Regions from separate parts of the Homo sapiens genome. Here all the other regions are linked to region 1. The links are chromatin loops, found by intact Hi-C in ENCODE. Cell type or tissue: A673. All regions are shown on one strand. Links, peaks and the distances in the headings refer to the core of each region. The heading gives the core; the rest is flanking DNA.

Region 1 (7,699 bases), core at 2,613-5,112:
TGATAGGTACGAAAAAAGAGGAAGAAAGGATGTTTTCAAGTTTTGGCTACAAAAACTAACTAACAGGTGAAACCTCTCTCTTTAAGCACCTTTAGTCTAAATCCTTTGAAGTCAGTAACCCTACCTCTAGGAATTTATCTTACAGAAATATACATAATGACCTATGTTCCAGAGTATTTTTTGAAGCATTGCTTACAATGACCTATGTTCCAGAGTATTTTTTGAAGCATTGCTTACAATGACCTATGTTCCAGAGTATTTTTTTAAGCATTGCTTACAATAGCAAAAGACTGGAAACCCTCTCCGGCTCCTCCTCAATAGAGTATTGGTTAAATATATTTATAGTATCTGTACAACCTTTGAAAAGCAACCAGTAAGTCCGGGTGCAGTGGATCACGCCTGTAATCCTAGCACTTTGGGAAGCCGAGGCGGGTGGATCGCCTGAGGCCAAGAGTTCAAGACCAGACTGACCAACATGGTGAAACCCTGTCTCTACTAAAAATACAAAATTAGCTGGGTGTGGTGGCATATGCCTGTAATCCCAGCTACTCAGGAGGCTGAGGCAGGAGAATCTCTTGAACCCAGGAGGTGGAGGTTGCAGTGAGCGGAGATTACACCATTGCACTCCAGCCTGGACAACAAGAGCGAAACTCCATCTCAAAAAGATTAAAAAAAAAAAAAAAAGGCCAGGCACGATGGCTTACGGCTGTAATCCCAGCACTTTGGAAGGCTAAGGTGGGCGGATCACGAGGTCAGGAGATCAAGACCATACTGGCTAACATGGTAAAACGCTGTCTCTACTAAAAATACAAAAAATTAGCCAGGCATGGTGGCATGAGCCTGTAGTCCCAACTACTCGGGAGGCTGAGGCAGGAGAATCGCTTGAACCTGGAAGGCGGAGATTGCAGTGAGCTGAGATCGCGCCACTGCACTCCAGCCTGGGCAACACAGTGAGACTCCGTCTCAAAGAAAAAAAAAAATAATGCTTTGTTTCTTAAATTAGAGTTAAGCTTCATAAATATACACCATCCTATTTTGTTCCTGTTTTTTCAGCCAACAATATAACACTAAATGCTTTATAAATATTTGGTAATAAGTAAACAAACCAATTGGTGTATACCAAGAACATTAAAAATGCAAGTAAATCTATAAAATAATAGTAAAGCTAAGATTTTTTCAAACACTTATAAATGTGTGCCAATAACCACCCATAAGTAACCCTATAAATGAGGAGTGCTATTATTATCTTGTTATCTCTTTTAACAGAGAAGAAACCTAAAGCTTAGGCAGTCTGACTTCAGTTGTTTTAACAACTCTATATGAATACTTCAGAAGAAAGCAACAATAGTGCAAAATTTCAAATAGAGAAAAAGCATTGGAGAGAAAAAACAAAAGAGTGATCAAGGAAAAGTGGAATAAAATCTGTTTGCCTGGACCGGGCACAGTGGCTCATGCCTGTAATCCCAGCACTTTAGGGGGCCGAGACAGGTGGATCACGAGGTCACAAATTCAAGACCAGCCTGGCCAAGATGGTGAAATCCCGTCTCTACTAAAAATACAAAACTTAGCCGGGCGCGGTGGCAGGCACCTGTAGTCCCAGGTACTCGGGAGGCTGAGGCAGGAGAATCGCTTGAACCTGGAAGGTGGAGGTTGCAGTAAGCCGAGATCGCGCCACTGCACTCCAGCCTGGGTGACACAGTGAGACTCCATCTCAAAAAAAAAAAAAAAATCTGTTTGCCTTAAATATTTTATGTTGGCCTTCACAGTAAAAATTGAAGAGAAAATATGGACAAGAAAGAAGTTACACAATTCTTACCCTCTCAGTGACTAATCAATAAAGAATAAAATATGAAAATTATAAAAATCTGGGGCCAGGCACGGTGGCTCATGCCTGTAATCCTAGCACTTTGGGAGGCACAGGCAGTTGTTTCACTTGAGCCCAAGAGTTTGAGACCAGCCTGGGCAACATGACCAGACCCTGTCTCTACAAAACAAACAAAAAAGTAGCCGGACATGGTGGTTCCAGCTACTCGGGAGGCTGAGGTGGGAGAATCACTTGAGCTCAGAAGGTCCAGTTTGCAGTGAGCCGAAATCACACCGCTGCACTCCAGTCCAGGCAGCAGAATGAGACCCTCTCTCAAAAATAAATAAATAAAATTAAAATTAAGAATTGGGAACTGCTTTTTAAGATTATGTTTTGGAGACAGGGTCTGGCTTTGTCACCCAGGCTGGAGAACAGTGGCACCATCAGAGCTCACTGGAAACTTGAACTCCTGGGCTCAAGCAGTCCCCCCACCTCTGCCTCCCAAGTAGCTGAAACTACAGGGGCATGCCACCACGCTCGACTAATTTTAAAACTCTTTTTGCAGCAACAGAGTCTCACTATGTTGCCCAGACTGGTCTTGAACTCCTGGCCTCAAGCAGTCCTCCACCTCAACCTCCCAAAGCGCTGGGATTGCATGCATGAGCCACCAGCCCAGCTGGAACACATGTTTTAGATTTAGTTGATGATCTGAGCAACTAGCCATTATACATACACATCTGTACCAATCAATATCCCTTTTCATGAGAAAATATTCATGTGCTTAATTCACTCTTGAAAGATGATAAACAATATACATGAAATTTTCTATGTAGAACATTAGGTGAATTTAGTAGAATGAGAGTTAAAACAGATTTTTATATTTATATATATATAAGCTACATATAAGCAAAGTGAAAAGTATGACTATTAAGTGCTCTTAATTTTTTTTTTTACAGGAGCATGCCACCGTGCCCAGCCAATTTTTGTAATTTCAGTAGGGACGGGGTTTCACCATGTTGGCCAGGCTGGTCTCGAACTCCTGACCTCAGGTGATCCGCCTATCTTGGCCTCCCAAAGTGCTGGGATTACAGGACTGAACCACTGTGCCTGGCCAACTAAACAGTTTTTCAGGAAAGTTTTGCAGGTGTTGGATGAACCCAAGAAGAAAGATGGTAACAGCAGAGGAATAGAGGGGGGCAAAAAGAGAAATACTAGATCTATGAGAAACGAAAAATTGCCCCGGATGGATGGGTGCTTCAATGTAGAGAATAAAAGGGAAGAATGCTGATGTTCTTTAATAAACTGATAAAAAGATCATATAGGAACATGATGTGAAATAACCTCCTATTGTCTTTGGACAAATGCTGAATTTTCTCTGCATAATTTAACCACTAGGGGTCAGAGTGCTATACTTCTACTATCTTTTTTTTTTTTTTCTTTGAGATGGAGTCTTGCTCTGTCACCCAGGTTGGAGTGCAGTGGTGTGATCTCGGCTCACTACAACCTCCACCTCCCAGGTTCAAGTGATTCTCCTGCCTCAGCCTCCTGAGTACCTGGGATTACAGGCGCCCACCACCACACCCGCCTATTTTTTTTTTTTTTTTTTAAGTAGAGACGCGGTTTCCCCACATGGGCCAGGGTGATCTCAAATTCCTGACCTCAGGTGATCCACTTGCCTCGGCCTCCCAAAGTGCTAGGATTACAGGCCTGAGCCACCGCGCCTGGCCCATTTTTGTATTTTTAGTAGAGACAGGGTTTTGCCACGTTGGCCAGGCTGGTCTCCAACTGCTGACCTCAGGTGATCCGCCCGCCTCGGCCTCCCAAAGTGCTGGGATTACAGCCCTGAACCACTGTGCCTGGCCAACTGAACAGTTTTTTAGGAAGATTTTTCAGGTGTTGGATGAACCCAAGAAGAAATATGGTAACAGCAGAGGAATTGGGGGGGGCGGGCGGCGAGAGAAATACTAGATATATGTGAAAGGAAAAATTGCCCCAAATGGATGGATACTTCAATGTGGAGAATAAAAGGGAAGAAAGCTGATGCTCTTAAATAAACTGATAAAAAGATCATACAGGAACATAATGTGAAATAAATCAACCTCCTGTTGTCTTTGGACAAGTCCTGAATTTTTCTCTGCATAATTTAACCACTAGGGGTCAGAGTGCTATACTTCTATTAACTTTTTTTTTTTTTTTTTTTTTTCTGAGACAGGGTCTGGCTCTGTCACCCAGGCTGGCATGCAGTAGTGCTGTCACGGCTTGCTGCAGCCTCGACCTCCCAGGCTCCAGCGGCCTGCCCACCTCAGCCTGTCAAGTAGCTGGGACTATAGGTGTGCACACCGCCAATCCTAGCTAATTTTCTTAATTTTTGGTAGAGACAAAGTCTTGCTGTTACCCAGGCTGGTCTCAAACTCCTAGCTCAAGTGATCCTCCCGCCTCAGTCTCCCAAAATATTGGGATTACAGGCTTGAACCTCCTCTTTCAGCTTTACTATCATCTATTCTACTCTATCAACTTACACAGATATGTTTGGTTCAATTCTATAATTAATTTTATCTGTTCACTCTCCCACTCTCAGTACAAGTGTTTTGGGGGTTGTACAAGTGCCCTGTAGCCCAAGCCAGAGAAATGAGAACATCACAGGGAATGCAACCAACACCAGGCCAGCGTGAATTCGGGGTTGTCGGTCAACTGTGAAATTCTGAGGCAGAAGCTTCCAGGACTACCACAAGGAGAGCACCGGCCTGAGATTGAAGCTATTTTTTTTTTTTTTTTTTGAGACAGAGTCACGCTCTGTTGCCCAGGCTGGAGTGCAGTGGCACAATCTCGGCTCACTGCAACCTCCGTCTCACAGGTTCAAGCAATTCTCCTGCCTCAGCCTCCCGAGTAGCTGGGACTACAGGTATGCATCACCACGCCTGGCTAATTTTTTGTATTTTTAGTAGAGACGGGGTTTCACCGTGTTAGCCAGGATGGTCTCGATCTCCTGACCTCATGATCCACCCGCCTCGGACTCCCAAAATGCCGGGATTACAGATGTGAGCCACCACGCCCGGCCTACCAAAGCTCTTTCAGAGGAAAGCAGAGTTGAGAGATGAAGGGAGAAATCAATAAGTTCCAAGGACAATTGTAAGGCCCCTATACCCAGCACGCCTGGAGCTAGCTTTCTTTTTGTGCTATTCAGTTATGTTAACAAGTAAATCCTTCTCTTCTTTTCTTAAACTAATTTGAGTGGATTTCTATGACTTGCAACCAGAAGAGTGCTGGCTAAACTTCTTGCTGTTACATATTCTCTTAATGATTAAAAAAATAAGAATTCGCATCTGTTGTCTAACTCCCTGATTGCTTATAATTATCTGTGGGTAGAAGACATGCGTTGTTTTCTCTGTCCTTCAGTAATATATGACTCATACATTGCAAACTTATTGAGTTACATAATAATGTATTTATTGAGTATATACAGTATACCAAGTACTGTTCTAAATGCTCAAAAAATAAAACAGACAATATCATTCCCCTTTTAAGAATTTATATGCGGCCGAGCACAGTGGCTCACGCCTGTAATCCCAACACTTTGGGAGGCTGAGGCGGGTGGATCACGAGGTCAGGAATTCAAGACCAGCCTGGCCAACATGGTGAAACCCCGTCTCTACCAAAAATACAAAAATTAGCCAGGCGTGGTGGTGCATGCCTGTAATCCCAGCTACTCAAGAGGCTGAGGCAGAGAATTGCTTGAACCCAGGAGGCAGAGGCTGCAGTGAGCGGAGATCGTGCCACTGCACTCCAGCCTGGGCAACAGAGCGAGACTGTCTCAAAAACAAAAAAAAAAGAAAGAAAGAAAAAAGTTTATATACTAATAGGTAGAGATAGACAAAACACAAGAAATATCATATGAAGATTGTATTGTGCATTGAAAGGTGATAAAGATGGCCACAAAATTACAGCAGATTAAGAAAAAGCAGAATCAGGCCTTGCAGTTTTTAAAGATGGTGGTCAGAGTAGGCTTATTGAGAAAAAGACGTTTAAGTAAAGGCTCAAAAAATGTGACGGGGTCAGCCAAAGAATGTATGGGGGAAGAGCATTCAAGGAAAAGGGGCCACCTAGTGGAAAAGCCTTCAGGTAGGAGCATACCTGACCTGTTTGAAAAACAGCAGGTTACATGACCAGCCTGGGCAACACAGCAAGACCCCACCTCTACAAACAATTTAAAAATTAGCTGGGCATGGTGGTATGTGCCTATATTCCCAGCTACTCAGGAGGCTGAGGCAGAAGGATCCCTTGAGCCCGGGGAAGTCAAGGCTGCAGTGAGCTATGATCGCACCACTGCACTCCAGCCTGGGTGACAGAGCAAGACTATGTCTCTAAAAATGTAGATCAGAGTGGTTTGAATCAAGTGAGTGAGTGAGTAGTAAAAGAGGAGATCAAAACTAGATCGCGTAGAAAGTGAAGGAAACATGTAGGGCCTCATAGGCTATAGTCAGAACTTTGACTTTTACTCTGAATAAAATGAGAACCATTAGAGCATTAGGAGAAGAGAAGTAGATCAAGGAGGCTGATTAGAAAGCTGTTGCAATAATCCAGGCAAGCACTGACAATGTCCTGGACTGGGAGGCAGCAAGAGAGGTGATGAGAAGTGATTTGATACTGGACATATGGAAAGACAAAGCCCATAAAATGTCTTGTAGATTGGAATTGAGGTAGGAGGGCAAAAAAGACATAAAAGATGACTTTAAATGTTCTGGCCTGGACAAGAAGAATGAAATTGCCATCCATGGAGATGGAAAAGATTGCAGGTGGAGCAGGTTTGGGAGTAGAAATGGAGGTGATCAGGAGTTCAGTGTTTTTAAGTTTTAAATTTTCTTTAACCTTTCATTTTGAAATAATTTCAGATTTTAAGTGGCAAAAGTATTCCAATTAATTCATGTATAGCCTTCACCCACCTTCCCCAGGTGCTAATTTTTTTTTTATTATTATACTTTAAGTTCTAGGGTACATGTACACAATGTGCAGGTTTGTTATATATGTATACATGTGCCGTGTTGGTGTGCTGCACCCATCAAATCATCATTTACATTAGGTATTTCTCCTAATGCTATCCCTCCCCCTCCCCTCACCCCACTACAGGCCCCAGTGTGTGATGTTCCCCACCCCATGTCCAAGTGTTCTCATTGTTCAGTTCCCACCTGTGAGTGAGAACATGTGGTGTTTGGTTTTCTGTCCTTGAGATAGTTTGCTCAGAATGATGGTTTGCAGCTTCATCCATGTCCCTACAAAAGACATGAACTCATCCTTTTTTATGGCTGCATAGTATTCCGTGGTGTATATGTGCCACATTTTCTTAATCCAGCCTATCATTGATGGACATTTGGGTTGGTTCCAAGTCTTTGCTATCGTGAATAGTGCCTTTATACATACGTGTGCATGTGTCTTTATAGTAGCATGATTTATAATCCTTTGGGTGTACACCTAGTAATGGGATAGCTGGGTCAAATGGTATTTCTAGTTTTAGATCCTTGAGGAATCACCGCACTGTCTTCCACAATGGTTGAACTAGTTTACACTCCCACCAACAGTGTAAAAGTGTTCCTGTTTGTCCACATCCTCTCCAGCACCCAGGTGCTAACACTTTATAGAACCAAATTACAATTATCAATACCAAGAAATTAACATTGACATGATACTACTTGGGCTTTGTCTTTCATGCTCTCTGTTAGCTACATCTCTCCCTGGAATTTTTCCAATTATTTTCTTACAAGTGATAAATCTGTAGAAGAAATTCAGGGACTTGCAGTTCCACTAACAGCAACTCTCTTTGAGAGTGAGTGGTGAGGCTGGGCACAGTGGCTCATGCCTGTAATCCCAGTGCTTTGGGAGGCCAAGGCGGGCGGATCACCT
Region 2 (7,699 bases), core at 1,866-4,365, 240 kb after region 1:
AGATTGATACACTATAAAGAGTAAATCTTTTAGTATGTAAGTTGAATTTGTATTATGTTCAGTAATCAATATGGTCCTCAGAGCTGGAAGAACTTGACAGTTTGTGAGTTTCACTTTTGTTCTTTCAATTGTCTTTCCTGTTCATATCAATCCAAAAAGCGTTGCGTGTTTACATGTATCATCCATCCTGCTAAGCATTTCTAAGATTACAAAAGAAGTTTAAAACTAGGTTTTTGACCTCGAGTTGTTCATAAGTATGAGGACAGGCATTGCAATTAAGACTTTATCTGGTAAGTAATAAATGGTCATTATAAGTCCCTAAATACAGAGATGACTAGTGAATGCAAATCTTAGGTCAATCAGAAAGTTCTGATTGTATAGTGTTGTATAGATTATAGCTGGGAGGTACCGAAGGGGAAAACTCTTTAAGAAATAATTGCACTAACCTGGAAGTGAGGTGGGTGATCAGAATGCAGACAGGGAGATGGTGCTTCTGGATCCCTGGCTGGCAGATTAAGCACATATTCAGGGACAAAGCTGGGGCACCTAAAAATGAGAAACCCTCAGCTTTCATTACAGGTTTTACAGACCTTTGTAACTTATAAAGAAGGGCACCATGCACTTTTTTGTCCTGGGACAGGCCCTAATCTGTCTCTGTCATGACAGAGGAGATGGAAAGAAAGGGCTAAATCCAAAGACACTAAAAAGAGAGGAAAAAAAAAAAGACTAGAATTTAAGGAATGAAGTAGAGTAGGGTTAAAACAGTGATTTTAGAGTTATCTTGGAAGAATTTAGCATCAATAAACAGAGAACACTGATCAAAAAGGTGGGCGGAGATGTATGATTAGAGAATGGGTCATCCAGTTTGGAGATGTTCTCTTCACCCCAGCTGCTCTGCGCTCCTTTGCCATTCCTAGAACAAGCAGGCACACTCTGGTTGCAGAGCCTTTGAACTGACTGTTCCCTTTGCTTGAAATGCTCTTTCCCGGGCCAGCGCAGTGGCTCACACCTGTAATCCCAGCACTTTGCGAGGCCGAGGCGGGAGGATCACCTGAGATCAGGAGTTCAAGACCAGCCTGAACAACATGGAGAAACCCCGTCTCTACTAAAAATACAAAATTAGCCTGGCATGATGGTGCATGCCTGTAATTCCAGCTACTTGGGAGGCTGAGGCAGGAGAATCACTTGAACCTGGGAGGCAGAGGTTGCAGTGAGCCGAGATCGCATCATTGCACTCCAGCCTGGGCAACAAGAGCGAAACTCTGTCTAAAAAAAAAAAAAAGAATTGCTCTTTCCCCCACGGCTACATGGTACTCCCAAACCTTTTCCACTTCTTTATACAAGCCATACCTTCTGCATGAGGCCCACCTGACCAACCTGTTTAAAACTGTAACCACCCCTCCCAAGTCTCTATAGCCTGTTGGTTCTTTTCTTTTTCACAGCATTTACTGTCTTCTTGCCTGCTAGGATGCTTTAGTCACTTAGAACACCTGTTGTTTACCGTCTACCTCCTTTTGCTGGAATGCAAGCCCTTAAGGGCAGGGATCATTAACTATTTTGTTTATAGTTAAGTTGCAAGCACCCAGAATACTCCGCACATCCTAGGTGCTCAATAAATATTTGTGAATAAGTAAACCATGCTAATTAACATTTACTGAGCATATTCTGAGACTACATATTTTGCCATGTGCTTTAAATCAGGCATCCCCAACCATGGGGCCATGGACTGGTACCCATCAGTGGCCTGTTAGGAATAGGGCTGCGCAGTAGGAGGTGAGCCAAAGGTGAGTGAGCAAAGCATGTGTATTTATAGCCACTCCCCATCACTCACATTACCATGTGAGCACTGCTTCCTGTCACATCAGCAGTGGCATTAGAGTCTCATAAGAGCATGAATCCTATTAAGAACTGCGCATGTGAGGGATCTAGGTTGTGAGAATCCTTATGAGAATCTAATTCCTGATGATCTGTCACTGTCTCCCATCACTCCCAGATGGGACCATCTAGTTGCAGGAAAACAAGCTCAGGGCTCCCACTGATTCTACATTATAGTGAGTTGTATAATTATTTCATCATATGCTACAATGTAATAATAATAGAAACAAAGTGCACCAATAAATGTAATGAGCTTGAATAATTCTGAAACCAACCCCCTCCCCGTCCCATCTGGGGAAAAATTGTCTTCCAAGAAGGCAATCCCTGATGCCACAGCAACTGGGGACTGCTGCTTTACATTATGTATATCACTGAATCTTTACAACTGCTTTATGGAGCAGGTACTATTATTATTCCCATTTTACAGATAAGGAAAGAGACTGGCAGAGTAAGAGACTGACCCATGGTTACACATAGCTACTAAGAATTGGAGCCAGGGTTCAAACCCAGACACATAGACCCCAGAGCCTGCTCTGGCCACGTCCTAGTTGGCTGGTGCCAAGAAGCTCGGCAGATTCTTGGTTGGCTGGTACATTGAAAAGATCAGATCTGTGGGTTGCATTTGTCAGTGGAAGCCATTTGAAAGAATGAGTTATGCAAGAGCAACCTAGTGCTGACGATATGGGTTGATAAAGAGGCTAAGACTGCTGCTATACTTGCACCCTTTGAAAAGATAATAAAACTGGAATGTAAACTCATTTTCACTTCTCAATAGTTTATAAGGAATACAAGGCTTAAATTCACATTTTTAAAAAAGGTATATGCAGGTTGAATCCCTTTTAGTCTCCACTTTTCAGCAAAGTTTACCGAAAATAAAATCCATTTACTGCTGACACTGGAATTGCCTTGTGTGGGTAGTTCATGTGGCTTCTATTTTACTCTATAGACAGGAAAATTTGTTATTCTTTATACACTATCTCTAAGAATTTATTATTGAAATGGGATTAACAACATAAAAATAGTACTGAAGAAAAGCAGATCTTAATTTGGATCGTGTTTTATCAATTCCAGGAGCAGCCCATGATTATAAAAATACCTTCAACCTCCTTAAACATGGATTCACCCTTCCGGTGTGGGCTTAGGGCAGGGTGACCTTTCCCTTTTGATGACCGCCCTCTTGTGGTGAACTGTGAGTATGCACGTCTCCATCTTCAAGATGCTTTGTGAGACGGGAACAGTGTTTTGTACAGAGCATTCCCTGACATCCGGGGTGAGGAGAAGTACTCCCTGCATGATCCTAGTTCTTGAGTAGTCTCTGATGTTCTTTAAACATAAGGGCAAATGTGTTGTTTTTATTTCTAGACTTTATTTTTTGACCGTGTATTTTTATGCCCACTGCTGTTACTGTGACCAATTTTAGTTATAATTATTTTCTCTTTCTATTTTATGGAGGATAATTAGCGAATGGAAATAGAAAAAAATTTAAATAGGTTTAAAAAGGCTTTACATTTTAAATTCGAAGTTCACTCCTTATCCAGAAAACTCCCCATTTTTGTGTTAAAAGCATAAAAAATGTATGTTTAAGGATGAGAAATAACAGAATGTCTTGGGATTTTGAATTCCTCTCATTCAGAAGCTGTCTGAAGGTCAGTGGGAAAATGAGGTTTGGAGGTGATGTAGAATGATTGTGTAAGCTCTCAGCATGTGTCGCTCATGCATGGACACTTGATACTATGCCTCCTGGAAAATGATCATGGATGGTATGCGGAGACCCTACTCCTGATTGCAATCCGTCATATATAATGGCTGCCATTTTAATTTCACTAAATCAAGGGTCAACGTCTCAGGCTTATTTTATGATACACTGAAAAGGTTTTGGATCTTTGGAGTCAAAGAGAACTGAACTTAAATCTAAACTCTGACACTTACTGTGACTTTAGGCAAATTATTTAATCTCTCTTGTTGCAACAAAAAGACAACAATTCCCACTTTGTAGGGTCAGGTAACTCAAAGGAGTCAATGAGTATGTAAGCTGGGCCAGAGCCTTTTGCGGAAGTCATTGCACGAAAGCTCCCTTCCCTCCTGCCTCCCCACCCGCTCATCGCTTATTTATTATAGTGTAGCTGGGAAGACAAGACACACACTGAAATATGGAACAGGCAGAAAATAATAAATTGAAAATGATTTGGTGTGTACACCCAGATTTCCTTATATTATCAATTTGTCTTCATATGTTTGGAGGCTATATCAATAAAGTCTATAAATATGGAATTATATCTTCCTGGAGAGTTGAGGCTCTGGCAAACACTTTCACGTAAGGTAAACCCTAATAATGTTGTTTTCCTGAGAAGCTCGTTTGTTTGATATTCCATGAGTACGCCAGCTCTCTTTTGGCTAATATTTGCCTGGTTCAGGTCTGTGATTCCATATCTGCAGTTCTGAAAACCAAAAAGCTTGGAAAACAAAGTTATTTTTATAATTCTTTTGGCAGCAAAACCTGATCTATGCCAATGTAACACTATAGTCTTATTTATTCTACTTAGTGTGAATATTTATGTTTCTTTCAGAAATATTACTGTGTTTGATTATGGGGTGCTGCCTCAAACTCCACTGTGTTAATGTATAACATAGACCCTATATTAATTTCTTAAATTAATCTGAATTTGAAACACATTTGGCTCTAGGGTTTGGGTTAAGAGTTTGGGCTGCACTGTCTATAAATGTCTTTCTGTCTTCTTACGTTTTAGGTATGTATCTTTAAGTAACATTTAGCTGGATTTGCTTTTAATCTAATATAACAATCTGTCTTTTAAATGGAAGATTTAGGCTATTTAAATCTATTTCTGGCCGGATGCAGTGGCTCGCACCTGTAATCCCAGCACTCTGGGAGGACGAAGCAGGCAGATTGCTTGAGCCCAGGAGTTCTAGACTAGCCTGGGCCACATAATGAAACCCCACCTCTATTAAAAATAAAAATAAAAAAAATTGGCTGGGTGTGGTGGCACATGCCTGTGATCCCAGCTACTCAGCTACTCAGGAGGCTGAGGTGGGAGGATGGCTTGAGCCGAGAGGTTGAGCTGTGATTGTGCCACTGCACTCCAGTCTGGGTGACAGAGCGAGACCCTGTCTCAAAAAAATAATAACAATTATAAGATAAAAGATTAAATAGAAAAATCTATTTCTGGTGTGTTTGAATTTTTCTGTCCTCTCTCTCTTTTTGCTTTCTAAATGTTCCACTTTGTCTATAGTTTTCTCATTTCCAGCATTCTATTGGATTGAGCTTTTTTTCCCCCAAGTTTTTGCTTAATTAGCTAGGAAGTTATATACCCTCTTTATTCTCGTAATGGTTACTTTTGAAATGTTTTTCATGCACATTTAACTTATGAAGTCCAAAATTATTCCATATCTTTAGCCTATGTTTCAAAAATTCCAAGACCTTTCATTGCTCTAGCTTTGGCCGTACTCTTCCAGCTTACAATGCTATTGTCTGGTATTTTCGTTATATCTTATTTTCTAATCACAAAATTCAACATTATTATTCAATAAAGATATTTATTTCTATTTGTGCCTCTATTTACTAATTTGTTTGCACATCAAACTGTTTATCAAACGTATATTTTTTGAACAGTTACTATAGGCCTGACTCAACAGTGAGCAAAATGAAGTATCTGACATACAGGACTTAAATTCCAGCTCATACTAACTGTTTCTTCTTACTTTCAGATCTTCCTTCTGGGATAATTTTCCCTCTTCTTCCTGTATATCTCTTAGATGTTCTACTGGGGGTTTGTTGAATCTTAATTCTTTTTGCATTTTAGATAGCTTTATTGAGATATAATTTGCATACCACACAATTCCCCTATTTAGAGTATATAATTAAATGTTTTTTAGTATATTCACAGATATGTGCTATCATCACCACAGTCAATTTTAGGACATTTTCATAACCTCTAAAAGAAACTTTAACTGTTAGCAGTCACTCTATAGTGGATTGAACAGTGTCCTCCACAAATTCACATCTACCTGGAACCTCAGAAAGTAACCATGTTTGGACATAAGGTCTTTGCACATGTAATTAGTTAAGATGGGGTCATACTGGATTAGCATGGGCCCTTGAGCCAGTAATGAGTGTCCTTATAGAGGGGAGAGGACACACGGAGAAGAAGACCACGTGAAAATAGAGAAGGCTGGGCGCAGTGGCTCATGCCTGTAATCTCAGCACTTTGGGAGGCCAAGGTGGGTGAATCATCTGAGGTCAGTAGATCGAGACCAGCCTGACTAACATGAAGAAACCCTGTCTCTACTAAAAATACAAAAATTAGCCGAGCATGGTGGTGCATGCCTGTAATCCCAGCTACTTGGGAGGCTGAGACAGGAGAATCACTTGAACCTGGGAGGCAGAGATTGCGGTGAGCTGAGATCGCACCCTTGCACTCCAGCCTGGGCAACAAGAGTGAAACTCCATCTCAAAGAAAGAAAGAAAGAAAATAGAGAAAGAGATTGGAGGGATGCAGCTGCAAGCCCAGGAACACCAAGGTTTGCCAGGAGCCACCAGAAGCTAGAAGTGGGGAAGGAAAGAGTCTCCCCTAGAGCCTCCGGAGATAGCACAGCTGATATCTTAGATTTAGCACTTCTAGCCTCCAGAACTGAGAGACAATACATTTCTGTTGTTTTAAGCCATCCAGTCTGTGGTAGTTTGTTATGGCAGCCCTGAGAAACAAATGTACTCTCCATTTCCCCGTTCTCCCAGCACCTGGCAACCATTAGTCTGTTTTTTATCTCTATGGATTTACCTATTCTGGACATTTCATATAAATGGAATCATGCAGTATGTGTCCTTTTGTATTTGTATTCTGTATTTGTATTTGTATTCTGTAGCTGAGCATAATATGTTCCAGGTTATTCATGTTGTGGCATGTGTCAATGCTTCATTTTTTTTTTTTTTTTTTGAGACAGAGTCTCGTTCTGTTGCCCAGGCTGGAGTACAGTGGCATGATCATAGTTCACTGTAACTTCGAACTCTGAGGCTCAAGGGGCTCTCTTGCCTCAGCCTCCTCAGTAGCTAGGACTATAGGCATGTGTCACCACACCAGGTTAATTAAAAAATTTTTTTTGGGCCGGGCGCGGTGGCTCATGCCTGTAATCCCAGCACTTTGGGAGGCCGAGGTGGGCGGATCACCTGAGGTCAGGAGTTCGAGACCAGCCTGACCAACATGGAGAAACCCCGTCTCTACTAAAAATACAAAAAAAATTAGCCAGGCATGATGGCGCATGCCTGTAATCCCAGCTACACGGGAGGCTGAGGTGGGAGATTTGCTTGAACCTGGGCGGCGGAGGGTGTGGTGAGCCGAGATCGCGCCATTGCACTCCAGCCTGGGCAACAAGAGCAAAACTCTGTCTCAAAAAAAAAAAAAAAAAATTTTTTTTGTAGAGATAGCATCTTGCTATGTTGCCCAAGCTGGTCTTGAACTACTGGCCTCAAGGGATCCTCCCACCTTGGCCTCCAAAAGTGCTGGGATTACAGGCATGAACCCCTATGCCCAGCTGATACTTCATGTCTCTTTACAGCCAAATAACATTCCAGTGTAAGGATATACCACATTTTGTTTATCCATTCATCAGTTGATTCACATTTGGATTGTTTGCAGCTTTTGGCTTTTATGACTAATGCTGATATAAAATTCATGTACAAGTTTTTGTGTGGACATATGTTTTCATTTCTCTTGAATATATTCTTAGAAGTGGAATTGCTGGGTCATCTGGTAAATTCATGTTTAATCATTTTAGGAACTGGCAGTTTGCTTTCTGCCATTTTACTTTCCCA
Region 3 (7,699 bases), core at 1,866-4,365, 440 kb after region 1:
ATGGCTTAAACAACATAAACATTGTCTCATGGTTCTGGAGGTTAGAAGTCTGAGATCAAGGTGTCAGCAAGTTTGGTTTCTTCTGAGGCCTCTCCTCTTGGCTTGTGGCTGCTGTCTCCCTACTGTGTCCTCACATGGTCTTCCCTCTGTGTGTCTTGTCCTAATCTCCTTTTTTTTTTTTTTTTTTTTTTTTGAGACGGAGTCTCGCTCTGTCACCCAGGCTGCAGTGAAGTGGTGCAATCTTGGCTCACTGCAACCTCACCTCCTGGGTTCAAGGGATTCTCCTGCCTCAGCCTTCCAGGCAACTGGGATTACAGGCGCCCGCTACCATATCCGGCTAATTTTTTTGTATTTTTAGTAGAGACAGGTTTTGCCATGTTGGCTAGGCTGGTCTCAAACTCCTGACCTTAGGCGATCCGCCTGCCTTGGCCTCCCAAAGTGCTGGGATTACAGGCATGAGCCACCATGCTTGACCATCTCCTCTACTTATAAGGTCACCAGTCATATTGGATTAAAGCCCACCCTAATGACCTCATTTTAACTTATTTACCTTTTCAGAGACCTTGTATCCATTCACATTCTGAAGTCCTGGGGGTTAGGACTTCAACATATGAATTCAGGAAGGATACAGTTCAACCCATAGAGACCTTTAGTGGTTCTTGCTGTTTCTGTGGTAATAAACTGTGCTATGGTGAACGTTCTTTTGTATTTCTCTGGTGACAGGGTGGACATCATGCAGTGGCATTGCAGGATCTTAGTGTAAAGAAATGCACTCTCAGCTTGCTCGGGTGCTCTTGTTCTCCAGCTGGTTGTATGCGTTTTTTCTTTCCCCAAAATGTGTAACAGTTTTTCTTTGTCCACATTCTCATCAGTACTTGGTATTAGCAGACTCTTATGTTTTGCCAATTGGATCAGTGAGAAAAAATGTATAGAGAAATGTAATTCTCAGGCCAGGTGCGGTGGCTCATTCCTGTACTCCCAGCGCTTTGGAAGGCTGAGGTGGGTGGATAATGAGGTCAGGAGTTCAAGACCAGCCTGACCAACATGATGAAACCACGTCTCTACTAAAAAATACAAAAATTAGCCGGGCATGGTGTTGCACGCCTATAATCCCAGCTACTCAGCAGGCTGAGGCAGGAGAATTACTTGAACCTGGGAGTCGGAGGTTGCAGTGAGCCGAGTTTGTGCCATTGCACTCCAGCCTGGGTGACAGAGTGGGACTTGTCTCAAAAAAAAGTAATTCTCCCTGCTAGGCCTACCTTCAGCTCTCTGTTTTCATCATCTGGATGCAGCCAGTGTTATCTTCTTATGTGGCCTTTCAGAGAAATTCTGTGCCCTGCATCGAGCTTTTCAAGTTGTTGCAAATGTTTTACATCATAAGCATTTCTCCATATTATTGCAGAAACTTCCTAAAAGTTGTTTTTGATGGCTGCATAATAGTGTGTAAATAAATGTGCTATAATTTTGAAAAGCAGTCCCCTAATGGTTGGGCATTTGGTTTCTGCTGCTTTATTTAAAAAATATATTCCTTTTAGAAAAATTTGAAAATACAGAAAAGGAATAAGGCATCTATAATCCCAGCCCCTGTTGGCATTTTATTTCTAGTTTTTGTGTTGAAGGTTTGTTTTGTTTTGTTGTTTTATATTTCTGGTTGTTCTTTGGTATCGGCATTTATCTGTGGAAAAGTCTAATGCTTCCTATAGAGTTTGGAATTTTAATTTTCCATTTAACTTTACAGGATGAGAATGTCCACATGCCATGAAATCTCCCGTCTCTTTCTCTCCTGCTCTAATGAGCATAGCAAGGAATGAAATCCAGTGAAGTTGTAATGGGGGTTGACTTGAATGCGGTTAGGTAATTTATTTAATTTTAAGTGGAAAATCACTTGCAAACCTTAACTCTTTAAACTATTGCTAGTAAGAAATGACTTTTACATATTGTATAGTCCATCACAATGTGGAGATTGAGGCCTCCTTCTCTGAACCGTTTAACCCTTTGCCTGGCGAGTGACTGTTTGTTTAGCCTCTCAGTAAATGGGATGTATTTGTTCTTCCTAAGAAGTTAAGGTGGCGATTGCTGAGCATTCTAAGCATTCAGAGTGTGAATGAATGAATGAACAAATAAATGAATGCTCGACTTCCTAATTCAACATGGAAATCACCAGAAATTCTTGATTAATTCTTCCCAGCTTTAGAGCATTCAGCCTCAGGCTTCATTTAAAGTCTACATTTTTTGCGGTATCTCTTGAGGTAGATTTAAGAGAAAACAAGGAAGTGGTCCCAAAACGTATGCAAAATAACTAAGCCTTTCTCAATGATGAACAAGAAATTCCCTCTGTCCAAAGGATCTAAAATTCTTGACTTGGAATGGGATTTTTCTGAAGTGGTGTGAAATATGGACCTTTAAGGCAAAACAGCTTTTTTGGCCTATAAAGTTGAATGATCCCCAAACCCACCAAGCAGCTTCTTTTTATGAATGAGCTTCCTTCCTTCTCAGCCCCATCAAACTTGAATGGCTAATTGATGAAGATTATTTATCAACAATTTCAATAAGAAATGTTAGGAAGGGGAATCTAATAGAGAATGCCAATAAAATACATCAAACTCTAAAACTTTCTAGGACTGTTAAAAATCAATCTACAAGCATCAGTTGATCTCATGAATAAAATATTTCCATCAAAATAAATTTGAAGTTTATTTTATCAATGTTAAATATAGCTGAAGTTGAAATATCAAGCTTGGTTAACATTATTTTGGTGTATAAAAACTTTTAAGAACTTGAAATGATGATTTGCAAACTGGAGTCTCATGATACTTAAAAAAAAATACCAATAAGCCCAGGACAGCCCTGAACTGAATAATTAAATGCATTAATAGCTTATGTAAACTCACTGCAGTAATTTGAACCTTATTCCCGGTAAGGAAGGTGTGAGGCAAACATTTCAAGAAGAAAGCACTATTTAAAACCCCAGTGTGCTGCCTTTTGGATGTTGCTGAATCACTGTTTTTTTGTGAATCTGAAGCAATGAGAGAGGTAGAATTACAAGAAAGTGCTGAGAGAAAGCTTTGCAAACAGAGCAGGGTAACAGAGTAGTCAAAGTGTCAATCCTGCCTTTGTTTTTGCTGAGAAGTCCCTGGAAACAGGTGAGTGATTGACTTCTTGATTAATGCTTCCCAGCTTAAGAGCATTCAGCCTCAGCCTTCATTTAAAGTCTACGTTTTGCAGTATCTCTTGAGGTAGATAGACTTAAGAGAAAACAAGGAAGCAGTCCCAAAACACATGCAAAATAACTAAGCCTTTCTCAATGAGGAACAAGAAATTCCCTCTGTCCAAAGGATCTAAAATTCTTGACTTAGAATGTGATTTTTCTGAAGTGGTGTGAAGTAGTGACATCTTGTGGCCATGTGAGGTAATTTCTGATGATTTCCATGTTGAATTAGGAAGTCAAGCATTCATTTGTTCATTCATTCATTTGTTCATTCACACTCTGAATGCTTAGAATGCTTAGCAATTGCCACTTTAACCTCTGGTTTTTTTTTGTTTGTTTGTTTTGGAGATGGAGTCTTGCTCTGTCGCCCAGGCTGGAGTGCAGTGGTATGATCTCGGCTCACTGCAACCTCCGCTTCCTGGGTTCAAGCGATTCTCCTGCCTCAGCCTCCTGAGTAGCTGGGACTACAGGTGTGTGCCACCATGCCAGGCTAATTTTTGTATTTTTTAGTAGAGACAGGGTTTCACTGTATTGGCCGGGCTGGTCTCGAACTCCTGACCTCGTGATCAGCCCGCCTCAGCCTCCCAAAGTGCTGGGATTACAGGCGTGAGTCACTGTCTGGTGTTTCTTTTGAACAGTAAATGATAGTCTTTCGGAGTAAAGGTCAGATTTTAATGACCCTATTGCTATAGGGTCAAATAATGAATTGTTTCCCTGCCCTGTCCTCTCTCCACTGTAGGAAAAAAGCACACAGGAGGGTGTGTAAACTCCAAGGAGCAGAGATGCTGAAGGCAAAATAGCTTCATTTAAGGCAAATTTCTGCCTCTACATGCTGTGTGACCATAAAAAAAGTGAGCAACCGGCTCTGAATACTTTTCTTCTTAGGAGGAATGCTAGCAATTATAATTACTCTTCAGAATTGTGGGGATTAAATGAGTTAAACCATAATATGAGTTATGAAGCTGACAGAATTCTCAAATGATGATATAGTGGAAATAGGTCATTGTGATATGGGGTCATATAAGTTCTTTGGAGATCAAGTTTCTTGTGTGTAAAAGGTGGGTATTAAATAAGCTGACCAGCATGGTTGCTTCTGCTTCTAACATTCCATAATTTGATGTTTTTCTTCACACTCTTCTGAACCTCTTTATTTCCAGTAGTGAGCTTCTCAACACTTATTTTTTGGCCTATAACTTTGTAGTATTTTGTTTCCTAGGTAATAAGTTCTGAATGACTTAAAGGAAAATACAGGTGTTTTATATGTTATCTTCCACCACTGACATTTCAGTTTTATGGTTGGAGCAGTTAGGCAAGTTTTTTTTTGCGGGCGGGGAGGTAGGGGAGCGGAAGGATGGAGTCTCACTCTGTCGCCCAGGCTAGAGTGCCAGTGATGTGATCTCAGCTCACTGCAACCTCCACCTCCTGGGTTCAAGCAGTTCTCCTGCCTCAGCCTCCGAAGTAGCTGGGATTACAGGCGTGCGCCACCACAACCAGCTAATTTTTGTATTTTTTGTAGAGACAGGGTTTTGCCATGTTGGCCAGGGTAGTCTCGAACTCCTGACCTCAGGTGATCTGCCCACCTCAGTCTCCCAAAGTGCAGGGATTACAGGCCTGAGCCACTGCGTCCAGCCATTTAGGCAAGTTTCTGAATTTAGAAAGAAGCACAAACATTCTGGCAAATATTGAAGTCTTCACTCTGTGCCTAGCAGACACAATAAATAACATGCCTTGTTCACACACGGAAGTGTGAAGTAGGCATAGGTTCTCTTCTGGCCCATGGTTACTAGGCCAAGCAATGCAGTGAATTAATCTTTCTAGTTCTTCCTTCCCAGCTCACTTGTTTCTCAACAAAACCTGGGACTTGGATAAAATTCACAGATTGAGTTTATGTCTTACCATCGTGGGGGAAAATATTTCGAAACAACCTATCTTTTAGGCAAGTCTATTCTTTCCTTCCTCCCTTCATTTTTTCTCTTTCTTGTGATTAGTTTTCTAAACACTGCAAGACTAGTTCCAGAACCTCATGAAAAGAGGTGACACTCTATTTCATCCCACGTTTTGTTTGTAATTCAGTTTATAAAGTGCTTTCTCTTACATTATTTCCTTTGTTTCCCAAACCAACAATCTAAAGTTAGTGGAACCAGATGTTACTATCCGTTTTAAAATTAGGAACCTGAGGCCTGAATAACTTGAGTGAGTTTCCCATGGACACACCCACAGTAAGTGATGGCAACAGAATCGAAACCCTGGGCTTTCCCCTAGGACTTAGGTCAGGCGTCGCCAAACTGCTCAAGTTCATTTTAAGAATTATATTGGCAGGGCACGGTGCCTCACACCTTTAGTAACAGCACTTTGGGAGACCGAGGCAGACGGATCACTTGGGGCCAGGAGACCAGCCTGGCCAACATGGTGAAACCCCATCTCTACAAAAAATACAAAAATTAGCCAGGTATGGTGGCACATACCTGTAATCCCAGCTACTCGGGAGCCTGAGGCAGGAGAATCACTTGAACCTGGGAGATGGAGGTTGCAGTGAGCCAAGATCATGCCACTGCACTCCAGCCTGCATGACACAGCGAGACTCCATCTCAAAATAAATAAATAAATAAATAAATAATTATGCCAAAAATTCTTCTTGTGCTACTTGAATAACTTATAACTTGTATTTAAAATTTGTTTGTTTTGGTCATGTAAATAAAATTGGGAAGCAGAAAAAGTAAGAAACAGAAAAAAATTGTTTTTTAAGCTTTGTTAATCTCCGAATGATGGATAATCCCTTTAGAGAGAAGGAAAGGCCGACAGACAGTCTTGGGTTATTTCCCCATATGTAGACCCTGAGATGAGGATTGAATTTAAGTAAAAGTAGTTTGTTTGGGAAGTGATCTCAGGAAGCATTTGGAATGGGGAGGTGAGGCAGGGAAGGGACGGATGCTAATGCAGAGTGCATTGATTAGCAGATGACCACTGTGGGCTCTGGGGCTCAGCACACCAGGTAACTCTGTGAGACTGCACAGAGCACACCTCATTCATTCCACTGGAGAGAAGAGGAGGCTGGGGTGCTCATGGACCAACTCTCGTTTGTCACTGACACAACTCCCAGCATCATAGAATGTCCTGGAGGTAGGAAAAGCATGCTCAGCAGTTGGAGAGAGCCCCTTGGCGCAGTTGTAGAGGATTGCAGTAAGAAGCTGCTGCCTGCACAGGAAACATGAGTGTTGAGAGTATGTGGGCAGGGCACGCTAGCCCTGTCCCCTCTACCCATACACCTGCTCTGCCTGTGTCTTACGTGATTACCGACTGTGATTCACACATCTAGCACCATGCAACATGCTAACGGAGACGCAAAATATTTGTAAGGATCTAGTACCTCTTCTTATCACAATAGGTTGATTGAAAATCCGTGCACACCTGAAAAAGTAGCACAGTAAGAAGGCTTATTGTCAAGTGTCAAAATGAGTAAAGCGGACGTCAAATACTACAGAGGCTCAGAGAAGGGAGTAATCAACTGAGAAGTCTTGCTGAGGAATTTGGGTGGGAAGAATGAAGCTTGAATGTGGGACCAAACAGGCAGGTGTGCCGCATCCTTCTCACCTGTCCTCTATACAATGGGAAGTTGAAAGTTTCCCCCTCCTCTGTCAAATTAATATATGAAGATAAGGCTGGGCACAGTGGCTCACGCCTATAATCCCAGCACTTTGGGAGGCCAAGGCAGGCGGATCACGAGGTCATGAGATGGACACCATCCTGGCTAACACGGTGAAACCCTGTCTCTACTAAAAATACAAAAAATTAGCTGGGTGTGGTGACACGCACCTGTAGTCCCAGCTACTTGGGAATCTGAGGCAGGAGAATCACTTGAACCCAGGAGACGGAGGTTGCCGTGAGCCGAGATTGTGCCACTGCACTCCAGCCTGGGCAACAGAGTGACACTCTGTCTCAAAAAATAAAAAATGATAAAATAAAAGAAGATAACTTAAAAAATAGTTTAGAGGCTTATGAGGGAATGTGATTAAAGGTAGATCTAATATTTTTAAAATAATTGATTAAAATAATTGATTCAAAGTGACAAAGGTGCTACTACTACTACTAAACCAGATGGGTGGGGTACTGTTAAAGTCATGCTTAAAATTTATAGCCTTAAATTTATATGTTAGGAAAGAACAAGGTATGGAAATAAATGATCTAAACTTTCATCTCAGAGGTTAGCATCACGTAAGAAAATTAAACTCCCCAAAAAGTTAGAAAGGAGAGAATAAAGGTAAGAGGAAAAGTTAATGAAATAGAAAACAGTCAATAAAGAGGATCAGTAAGACTGAAAGTTCATTCTTGAAAAAGGAGCAATAAAATTGATAAACTCCTGGATATACTGATTTAAGAAAAATAGATAGAAAACACAAACAACTATTACCAGGTATCAAAAAGGAGACAATACCATAGATCCTGATGCAAACAGGATCCTTTTCAAATGCAAATTTAAAAGATTATAAGAAT

What was found. Peaks named below come from ENCODE experiments on the same cell type or tissue, not always from the same donor. Only the 100,000 strongest peaks of a DNase experiment are listed, where the experiment ranks them.
Region 2: a loop joins it to region 1, with 11 times the contacts of the local background. A loop is called at or near these places in 105 of 110 quality-filtered maps.
Region 3: a loop joins it to region 1, with 13 times the contacts of the local background. A loop is called at or near these places in 79 of 110 quality-filtered maps.

The regions. Positions count from the first base shown.
Region 1 is chr6:20,524,781-20,532,479 of GRCh38, reverse strand. No RefSeq gene overlaps it. Among named protein-coding and RNA genes, the nearest start is that of CDKAL1, 5.8 kb to the left of the region's middle. In A673, for the core only: CTCF peaks have their summits at 3,177 (motif pointing right) and 3,940 (motif pointing right); DNase peaks (open chromatin) are centred at 3,179 and 3,949; H3K4me3 peaks cover 746 bases; H3K27ac peaks cover 551 bases.
Region 2 is chr6:20,287,223-20,294,921 of GRCh38, reverse strand. It overlaps LOC101928573 (a long non-coding RNA gene), which reads right to left. Exons shown (of 4, transcript XR_007059489.1): 2 at 447-546. Among named protein-coding and RNA genes, the nearest start is that of MBOAT1, 79 kb to the right of the region's middle. RefSeq lists a silencer at 2,925-3,226. In A673, for the core only: a CTCF peak has its summit at 3,055 (motif pointing left); a DNase peak (open chromatin) is centred at 3,061.
Region 3 is chr6:20,087,914-20,095,612 of GRCh38, reverse strand. No RefSeq gene overlaps it. Among named protein-coding and RNA genes, the nearest start is that of MBOAT1, 120 kb to the left of the region's middle. RefSeq lists an enhancer at 2,917-3,420. In A673, for the core only: a CTCF peak has its summit at 3,399 (motif pointing left); a DNase peak (open chromatin) is centred at 3,382.